Linked DNA regions of Homo sapiens: all the other regions are linked to region 3. The links are chromatin contacts, found by Hi-C or POLR2A ChIA-PET in ENCODE. All regions are on one chromosome and are shown on one strand. The core of a region is the stretch at or near the end of the contact, and the rest is flanking DNA. Distances in the headings are between cores, read along the strand shown.

What was found. A loop is a pair of places that touch in the nucleus more often than their neighbours do. ChIA-PET counts read pairs that join two places held with the same protein, here RNA polymerase II (POLR2A). Pooled maps may share reads with other maps.
Region 1: a pooled map shows a loop between it and region 3 (4-fold over the local background). The contact joins two enhancer-like sites. A Hi-C loop is called at or near these places in 1 of 37 single-sample maps with no recorded cell type and 4 of 50 pooled maps. POLR2A ChIA-PET finds 5 or more read pairs at or near these places in 3 of 52 experiments (MCF 10A, activated B cell and activated CD4-positive, alpha-beta T cell).
Region 2: a map of endothelial cell of umbilical vein shows a loop between it and region 3 (10-fold over the local background). The contact joins two enhancer-like sites. A Hi-C loop is called at or near these places in 2 of 168 maps with a recorded cell type or tissue (PC-9 and endothelial cell of umbilical vein) and 6 of 50 pooled maps. POLR2A ChIA-PET finds 5 or more read pairs at or near these places in 1 of 52 experiments (Panc1).

Annotation. Positions count from the first base shown.
Region 1 is chr20:48,948,175-48,951,293 of GRCh38, forward strand. All of the region lies in intron 3 of ARFGEF2 (ARF guanine nucleotide exchange factor 2), which reads left to right. Among named protein-coding and RNA genes, the nearest start is that of ARFGEF2, 28 kb to the left of the region's middle. Within about 2 kb of position 1,302, at least 3 of the 41 ENCODE cell types and tissues checked have a DNase peak (open chromatin) inside an H3K27ac peak, as active enhancers do.
Region 2 is chr20:48,981,682-48,984,905 of GRCh38, forward strand. It overlaps ARFGEF2 (ARF guanine nucleotide exchange factor 2), which reads left to right. Exons shown (of 39, transcript NM_006420.3): 15 at 3,048-3,159. Among named protein-coding and RNA genes, the nearest start is that of ARFGEF2, 62 kb to the left of the region's middle. Within about 2 kb of position 1,975, at least 10 of the 41 ENCODE cell types and tissues checked have a DNase peak (open chromatin) inside an H3K27ac peak, as active enhancers do.
Region 3 is chr20:48,656,211-48,659,768 of GRCh38, forward strand. It overlaps PREX1 (phosphatidylinositol-3,4,5-trisphosphate dependent Rac exchange factor 1), which reads right to left. Exons shown (of 40, transcript NM_020820.4): 17 at 1,926-2,018; 18 at 830-978. Among named protein-coding and RNA genes, the nearest start is that of PREX1, 170 kb to the right of the region's middle. Within about 2 kb of position 1,706, at least 3 of the 41 ENCODE cell types and tissues checked have a DNase peak (open chromatin) inside an H3K27ac peak, as active enhancers do.

The DNA.
Region 1 (3,119 bases), core at 52-2,551, 290 kb after region 3:
AGCCCCAAACCCAATTGCCTGTTTAGGTGTATACTTTTCTTTCCTCTCTTTTTTTTTCAATAAGTGATATCACTTGTACAAGTTTCTCTGCAGCTTTTTACATTCAACACCGTTATCAGGCTCTAGCTATATCTCTCCATGTGGATCTAGTGCATTCTTTTGACTGGCATATGACGTGTCATGCCACCATTCCATCTCTCGCTCCCCTGTACAGAGGCACACACAGGGTTATAGTGAACATCTCTGTGCAAGCCTCCTTGGAGACATGCCTCAGTTTCTCTGGTCAGAGGTGACTCTTTGGATTCCTATCACTGAGGCAAAGTAAATAGAACCAACTTCAGAAGAGACCAGTGAGGTAGAAGACTTAATTTGTACCAAATATATTCATTCATGTGGGTGGGATAACTTGTAATACAGCTTACTTACCCTAACCTCTGTTTATTACAGTACAGAGGTACAGTATGTCCTATTCTGTACCAAGAAACCAACCGCATAGCATTTTCCTTCATGCAGTGAGTCCTATAAAGGCCTGTTATAGTGTATTATATTGTCATCATCTTCCCCTCCATGGCAGAATGTCCCTGTGCAAGCCCTGACTCATGTGTCAGTGGGCCAGCTGCCTAGAGGCCTCCCTCCCTGTCCGTCTTCCCGCCGCTCATTGCGTTAGCAAGGAACAAGGTGGGGACATCTACCTGGGGGATAGTGGGAGATAGGGGGCAGTATCTACAAGTCACACACAGCCCTGTAGGTCCCAGTTAGGACTTTGAGCTTTGGTGCACCTCCCTGGAGAATATAGACTCTATAAGAAAAATAATTACGTTTGTCTTACTATTGTATCCCCAGTGCCCAGAACAGGGTCTGTCACAAAGAAGGATGAGAAAGCAGAACCAGAAAGATCCACAGGATACAGGAACTCTCCTTTCTCCTGGCCTTGTCTCACTGCACAGATGAGGGGGGAAGTCATGCTTAAAACCCTTTCTGATTTGAAGAGTAATGTGCCCCTTAAGGAGTCTGGAGAGGGGAGGATACTTTCTGTCCTTTTCATACTTTAGTTAAAGTGCGAAAGTCGTAATCCATGTCCAGCCTGCTTTGTGGCATCAGTATTGCAGCCTACTTTTCAGCATTCACATTTGAGGAGTTCCTAGACCACCCCACTTGCAATCCAGTGCACAAAACAGACTTGAGTCTGTTAGATGTAAGAACAAGCAATGTCAAAACCAGAGCTCATTTTCCAGGTAGACAGCCCTGCCCTCCTAGGAAGCCTGCACCTGCAGCAGCAATGTGAGGGGTGAGGTAAAGGGCATCTGGACTTGCCCTTCACAGGCCACACCCCTCACCTGGAGATTTGGGGGTTGGACTTGAGCAGCAGAGTGTACGCAGGCCTCTCTCCTGCTCCTTCAGTTACTCCATCCAGTAGTATTGCATTTCTACTCTCAGCCACTCTCTCAATCCATTTTTCTTTCTGCTTGTTGAGTGGTGACACTTCACTAGCTAAGGAAGGGGAAAAGCCATTGAGAAACGGTGTCGGACCTTTGCAGAGCGGCCAGTCTTCCTCCCACAGTGGTGGCTGCTCTATAGATAACCTCAGGAACCTGAGTCCCCCTGGTGGGGGCAGAAGCATGTGACCAGTAGAAGCCAAAAAGGGGAAAGAACAGAACAGCAGTTTTAGGAGTCTTCACCAAGTCACTGGAGGCAGAGAATGCCTTAGAGTTCACATGTATATGTGCCAGATGAGTGATTCTTTTATCTGATCAACCATCAATATAACGTGGATAGCTTGGAGAAAAACACTGATTCCTGGGCTCCACCTGGAAGTTCTGCTTCAGTAGGTCTGGGTCGGAGTCCAGGAACCTGTGTTTTTAGTGAGCTCCCTCAGGTGATTATGTTTCTCAGCCAGGCTTAGAAATCATCCTGCTGCTGACCTTTGAGGTTCCTTCCAGCTCTGTCCTCCATGCTGACATCCCGGTTGTGTGTGAGGTGGCACAGACCAATTTGTAACCTCTCAGAGAGGGCACGTTCCAAGCAGCTGCTCGTGGGTGACACACACTACTATTGATGTAGGTGTGAAATGCAGATGAAGTTTTTACATTAATTTTTGGGGTAGAAAATACACTGACAGGATTCAACGTTGAAAAAAATGAAAAGATGTACTACAGAGTGTCTTAGTCCCACCCCAGCTCACAGCTACTTAGTTCTCCTCCCTCAAGCAACCATGTTATTAGTTTCTTAGGTATCTTTCCATTGAAAGAAAATACATATTCATATATATATATAATTTTAACAGCTTTTTGAGATAAAATTAACATGCATACAATTCATCCATTTAAAGTGTAATTCAAGCCAGGCGCGGTGGCTCACATCTGTAATTCCAACACTTTGAGATTACAGGCAGGAGGATCGCTTGAGCCCAAGAGTTTGGGACCAATCTGAGCAATATAGCAAGACCCCATCTCTACAAAGAATAAAGAAAAATTAGACTAGCTTGGTGGCATGTGCCTGTGGTCCCAGCTACTCAAGAGGCTGAGGTAGGAGGATTGCTTGAGCCTGGGAGGTGGAGGCATCAGTGAGCCATGACCGTACCACTTCATTCCAGCCTAGGTAACAGAATAAGACCCTGTCTAAAAAAAAAAAAAAAAAATATATATATATATATATATATATATATATATATATGTATGTATATACATGCACACACACACACACACACAAAATTTTGTGATTTTTAGTTTATTGACAGAGTTGTGCAACCATTACCACAACCTAACTTTAGACCATTTTTATGTTATCATTGACGATCACTCCCTATGTCTCCCTACGCCGCCCCCCTAACTCTAGACAACCACTAATCTCTCTGTCTTGAGTATGTGTAGCTATTAATTCCTCAGGCTTGCAGAGATGGTTGCGTACTGGGGAGTGCTCTATACCTTGCATTTTTCATCGGATACTGTATCACCATTCCAGGCATCTTTTGCTGTCAGGCGACAGGACGAAGGTTGCAGTCACAGAGTGGTTATGCCTGCCTGGCTCCTGGGGAGCAGAGGACTCTGTAGGAACTGGAAGTGCCTGTCTTTTGCTCTTGTGGGCTGCCACGGAAGGCCTCAGTCCTAGCCAAGCAGAAA
Region 2 (3,224 bases), core at 725-3,224, 330 kb after region 3:
TTTTATTCTTTTTTCTGTAAACTTCTCTTCTCACTTTATTTCATTAATTTGATCTTCAGTCACTGATACCCTTTCTTCCACTTGATCAAATCTGCTATTGAAGCTTGTGCATGCGTCATGTAGTTCTCATGCCATGGTTTTCAGCTCCACCAGGTCATTTAAGGTCTTCTCTACACTGTTTATTCTAGTTAGCCATTCGTCTAATCTTTTTTCAAGGTTCTTAGCTTCCTTGCGATGGGTTCGAACATCCTCCTTTAGCTTGGAGAAGTTTGTTATTAGTGACTTTCTGAAGCCTACTTCTGTCAGCTTGTCAAAGTCATTTCCATCCATCTTTGTTCTGTTGCTGGGGAGGAGCTGCAATCCTTTGGAGGAAAAGAGGTGCTCTGGTTTTTAGAATTTTCAGCTTTTCTGCTCTGGTGTCTCCCCATCTTTGTGGTTTTATCTATCTTTGGTCTTTGATGCTGGTGACCTACAGATGGGGTTTTGGTGTGGATGTCATTTTATTTGTTGATGTTGCTATTCCTTTCTGTTTGTAGCTTTCCTTCTAACAGTCAGGTCCCTCAGCTGCAGGTCTGTGGGAGTTTGCTGGAGGTCCACTCCAGACCCTGTTTGCCTGGGTATCACCAGCAGAGGCTGCAGAACAGCAAATATTGCAGAACAGCAAATATTGCTGCCTGATCCTTCCTCTGGAAGCATCGTCCCAGAGGGGCACCCGCCTGTATGAGGTGTCAGTCGGCCCTTTCTGGGAGGTGTCTCCCAGTTAGGCTACATGGGGGTCAGGGTCCCACTTGAGGAGGCAGGCTGTTCTCAGAGCTCAAACACCATGCTGGGAGAACCACTGCTGAGAGCTGTCAGACAGGGATGTTTAAGTCTGCAGAAGTTTCTGCTGCCTTTTGTTCAGCTATGCCCTGCCCCCAGAGGTAGGGTCTATAGAGGCAGCAGCCCTTGCAGAGCTGTGGTGGGCTCTGCCCAGTTCGAGCTTCACCAGCACTTTGTTTACCTACTCAAGCCTCAGCAATGGCAGACACCCCTCCCCCTGCCAGGCTGCTGCCTCACAGGTCAATCTCAGACTGCTGAGCCAGCAGTGAGCAAGGCTCCGTGGGCGTGGGACCTGCTGAGCCAGGCACAGGATATAATCTCCTGGTGTGCCATTTGCTAAGACCATTGGAGAAGTGCAGTATTTGGGCAGGAGTGTCCCGATTTTCCAGGTACAGTCTGTCATGGCTTCCCTTGGCTAGGAATGGAAAATCCTCCGACCCCTTACGCTTCCCGGGTAAAGCGATGCCCCGCCCTGCTTCAGCTCACCCTACGTGGGCTGCACCCACTGTCCAACCAGTCCCAGTGAGATGAACCAGGTACCTCAGTTGGAAATGCAGAAATCACCGTCTTCTGCGTCGATCACACTGGGAGCTGCAGACCGGAGCTGTTCCTATTTGGCCATCTTGGGACGGAATCTTACTTGTTTTATTTACGTATATATTTTTCTGAACCATTTTGAAAGTAATTGGTAGCCATCATGAGACCTTAACTGAATCTCTTTGAAAAATAAAGGACATTCTCCCATATAACCACAGCACCATCATCACAATCATTGGCAAATCTTTATGTTTCTTTCCAGTCTTTTACACACATCAACACATACACAATCATATATTCCAACTTGTAAATGATTAGTTAACTTAGTAAGTTCAACTTAAGAGTTGAAATTACAGTACTCACTTATTAACTGACATGTTTGATCTTCTCATTTCTACTGCCGCCACTCCACCTCCCTCTAGTGTATTCTGCCCACAGCAGCTAAAGTAATCTTTTTAAAACATAAATCAAGTCTTATCACTCTCCTGCCTAAATCATTCCAGGTTTCCTGTTCTGCACCATGGCCTGACCCAGCCCCTGGCCTCCCTTGCTGATCTCATCTCCTGCCAATTCCCCTGAGTCACACAATGTATTTTCAGTCCCTTGAACACCTTCAGCTCTTTTTACCATGGTGCCTTGTGCTTGAAATTCTCTTGGCTTTTTTCCATCCCTCAGACTTGGTAAAACATCTCTTACTCAAAGAGGCCTTCAGCAACTGCACTATCTAAACAGGTCCCAAGTTAAGTTCTGCCCTTGCCCCTATTTGTATCTTTCATGACGCTTGCCAGTTTGTGCTTACTCATGAATATCACCCTCCAGCTCAGGCCTGGTAAATAATAAGTTGAGTCTATACATTGGTTAGCTTTGCCTTCCTTTAGCAGGAAATAAAAAATGGGCTGGGCATGGTGGCTCATGCCCGTTATCCCAGCACGTTGGGAGGCTAAGGTGGGAGGATCACTTGGAGTTCCAGACCAGCCTGGTCAACACAGTGAGACCCTGTCTCTTAAAAAAAAAAAAAAGTAGAGAAAGAAAAAAATAAATACAAAATAACATGCTTAACTATGTATTTCTCTCTCAAGGAAATCCAAAAGTGGACAGTCTAAGGCTGCTACGGTGGCCCTTAAGGACATCAGAGATCCAGGCTCCTTTTATCTGTCTGCTTCACCATACTTAGCCAGAGAGGGTGGCCTCATGGTATAAGATGACTGCTGGAGTACCAGCCATCCCACAAACATTCTGGAGAGGAGGAGGGAAAGAACAAAAAGAGAAAAAAGCAGACTTCCCACCTGAGTCAGCTTTGTTTAAGGGTCCTTCCTAGAAGTACCCACACCACTTCTGCTCATATCTCACTGGCTAGAAGTTTATCACATGGCCATCCTTTATTTAAGGGAGGCAGGGAAATGTTCTTTTTATTCCACATGGCAGTGTGTCCAGCTAACACGTAGGGTTCTATTAGTGTTGGAGAAGGGGAGAGTGGATATGAGGTGACAATCAGCAGACTCTGACCAGGTATAGCTGGGTCAGAAATTGAAGGTGGAATTTAGAAAAGCTGCCAGGACAGACATGACCTTGCTAGCTTATACGTGATGGCATGTTCATAGTATTCTATTATTATTTATCTCAAATACCAGCTTTTGCTATCCTCCAGATTTTGAAATAAGCAACTTGTGTCCCATCTCTGCTTGAAACAGGTTCAACAAGAAACCCAAGAGGGGGATCCAGTTTCTCCAGGAGCAGGGCATGCTGGGAACGTCAGTTGAAGACATAGCCCAATTCCTGCACCAGGAGGAGCGCCTGGATTCCGTAAGGCTTGGGGGTGTAGCACTTGCATGTGAGTTCTGTCAGGTGATTGTGAGCCCTTACCAGTT
Region 3 (3,558 bases), core at 456-2,955:
TTTTTCAAAGACAAAATGCTTTGCTCCCCGGTACCTACCCCTAGCACGGGTCTGCTCCTCCCACCCCTGCTCTCGCACTCTGCTGAGCCACCACCTCCTCAGCTCCCCCGAGAGCCACCTTTGCCCCTGACAATCTGAGCTCCACTTGCAGCCACAGGACTTCGATCAGAAGCTTCCAGTGGCTCCCCATGGGTCCTTGCCAGGGGCCTCCAGGGCTGGACCCCGTTACCCTACAGACCTCACTACCCAGCCCTCCCTCTCACTCACTGCTCCAGCCCCATCAGCTTCCTTCTGCTCTTCCAATGCGCCAGACACGGTCCCACTTCAGGGCCTCTGCCCTAGCTGCTTCCCCTGCCTGGAGCCCTCTTCCTCCAGAAATCCCCTTGACTCCCCCCTCATCTGCTTCGGGTCTTCACCCCGACTCGCAGTGACGTCTCCCTGACAGCCATCCCTCTGCACACTCTGGCCCCTTTCCCGGGTTTATAGAAACTTATCTGTGCCACGCTCACCAGCACAGGCTCAGTGTCTTACTTCTGTATCTGCACATTGTCTGTCTCCTGCCTCCTCCCCCAACTAGATCTGAGATCTATGAATGGCAGGAACCGCATGCATCCCCACGTGGCTGGATTCCCAGGGCCCAAACTGCCACCAAGCACAGAGTGGCACTCTGTAAACATCTGCCGAATTAATGAAGGTCCAGCTTGTGTTGTGTGACTCCAACAATGGGTCCCAGCCACGGGGGACCAGGACAGTTCATGCCACCCCAGCCCTCAGCCACCACTCAGCCTGAGAGGGAGGGCTGCCGGACACCCCGCCCTGGGACACTCACTCTTTGGCCTTCGTGGCCACCAGGAGGCGCAGAGGGCGGCGGGAGCAGAAGGACTGGTTGAGGATGGACTCCACCTCTGAAAACGGCCGCAGGAACACCAGGTCCTCATTGATGGAGTAGATCTTCCTCCCCACCTGCAGGCCAGCCACCTGGGTAGGGACGGCAGAGGACAGACGTGCACACCAGTTACTAAGCTCCTTCCCTCCTCACCAAGGAAGCTCAAATGTGTTCAGCAGAAGGGTGCTGGCCCAAGGGATCCAGCAGGACTGGGTGACTGCGTGCTGTCTGTGGTAAGCAGTTGAGGGGCACAAGGGACCTGGTTCTGCCTCATGAGCCACAAAGGGAAGCTCATGGGAGGGCAGCTGGGAAAGGTATTCCTCCTGAGGGGAAACTCTGCTGGGGCCTGACCCTGTTGTGTGGGGACACGAGGGTCACACCGGGGTGGCCATCTTATGTCTGTTAGGGCCTGGCGAAGAAAGATGAAGACCTGCTGACCCGAACCAAGATTCACAACTGCCTCCTTCCAACCGCTCACATCACTGGCAAGGTCAACCTAGCCGCTCCGGCCATGGGTATGTCGCTCCTTGCAGCCCAAAGCATTCCTAATTGCCACAGGGGCAAGCTGGGCTCCAGCCAGCACGGCAGGTGCATCTCCCCCACCCACCTGCACACGCCCCAGGCAAAGCCGGAAGGCCCCAGGGCTGAATCCTCGGCCAGCCACACCCTCACTCTCCTAACCTATCCTCCTGTAGGCTTTGCATCAGACAGCAATGAGCTTATCTTATTCAAGCCACTGTGACTGGTTGCAGAAAACTGAGACACCTGCTTTTTTCCTGTACCTCCCCACAATGTCCAGCAGAGGGCAGTGGTGGAACACACCAGGAGCACAGCCCCGGGACTCTGCACTCACTCCCAGCTACTGTAGCCACTGCAGACAGTGGGTCCTGGACTCAGTTTCTCCACGTGAGCAATGAGAGAAGAGGAGTCAGCGATCATTCCAGAATCTCCTGGGCTGGGCTGCCTCAAGGAGGGTGAAGAGAGACACCCCGCTCTGCCACCTGCACACGGTCCCTGCCAGCTCCCCCGAGGGCCTCACCTCAGCCAGCGAGCCCCTCTGGACGGACTTCACCACCACAGCCTTGTTCTTCTCCTCGATGTCAAAGCCATAGTCCTCCTCCTGGGGCAGGATCTGGGGGCCCAGGGCAGAAGGAACCCGGTCAGGGAGCGAGGTGGGCCTACGGCCAGCCCCACCGTGGCCCCCACAGGACCATGACCTCGTCCCAGGTCTAGTAGGGAAGTGGCCAGATCCAGGTGGGCGAGACAGAGCAAAACGCAAACAGCACCTGGCAGAGCCAGTGCTCACTCTGTGCCTGCCACTGGCTTAACGAATCACACGGATCCAAAGGTGTCCAGCCACCAAGAATGTGGAGTCAGGGAGTTTAGGGAGGAGCGGTCCCACCCCAGGGCAGGATGGCAGGCATGCTAGAAACAGGTCTGGGGGTTCCCCAGTGCGGGGGATACAGGGAAAGGCACTCATTCAGTCAACAGACATTGATTGAGATGCTGCCCATCACACGGGCCAGGCAGTTCTCATGGGTGCTGGAGACACCATCTAGAACAAGACAAACAAGCCCAGCCCTGCTTAGTGCGGGAGGCCAACTATAAACAAATAAACAAAAGAAATACAGGATGTGATGCAGGGAGTGTACGTAGTTGGAATTAAAGCACTTAATGGGATAGGGCACGGCAAGGGGGCAGAGAAGGTGCTATCGGAGCTGAGGCCTGAACGAAATGAAAAACAAAACTTCATAAAGAGTGGAGGAACATGCTCCAGGCAGCAGACACAGCACGTACAAAGGTCCTGAGGGAGGCCCCAAGGCACTGGAGGATAAGAAAAGAGATCAGGAGGTCAGGCGCAATGGCTCACGCTTGTAATCCCAGCACTTTGGGAGGCCGAGACGGGTTGATCGCTTGATCCCAGGAGTTCAAGACCAGCCTGGGCAACATAGCAAAACCCTGTCTTTATAAAAAATACAAAAATTAGCTGGGTGTGGTGGCGCAGGTCTGTTGTCCTAGCCACTGGGGAGGCAGAGGAGAGGAGAGAGGAGAGAGGGGAGGGGAGAAAGGGGAAGGGAGGGGAGAGAGGGGAATGGAGGGGAGGGGAGGGAAGAAAGAAAGGGGAGGAGAGAAAGAAAAGGAAGGAAGGAAGGAAGGAAGGAAGGACGGGCACGAGAGAGAGAGAGAAAGAAGAAAAGAAAACAAGAAAAGAGAAAAGAAAGAAGAGAGAGGAAGGAAGGAGGAAGGGAGGGAAAGAGGAAAGAGAGAAGGGGAGGGGAGGGGAGTGAGAGGTTTAATTTTATCCTAAGTGTGACGGGAAGCATTGGGGGACTTTACAGTGAGGGGCATGAAATCAGAGGGAACAGCAGTCCCTGCAGTACTATGGGAGAGAAGTTAATGGAGCCGTCTTCATATGAGTCAGGCTTCAGCTCCAACCCTGGCAGTGACCAGAAACCTAACCTCTGAGCCTCTGTCTTGACTGCCTGCTGCAGGCCACGCGTTAAGATGGGGGCTGCTGTGGGGTATGCAGGATGAGTTGCTTCAGGAGGCCAACCTCTCTATACAGTGTACGGGGAGGGGACAGGAGAGGCAAGGGAACAGAAAGGGAGACCTGCAAGCCCAATCTCTTTTGTTAGGAGGGTAGTCTCAGCCAGTGATGCAGCCTGGCTTCT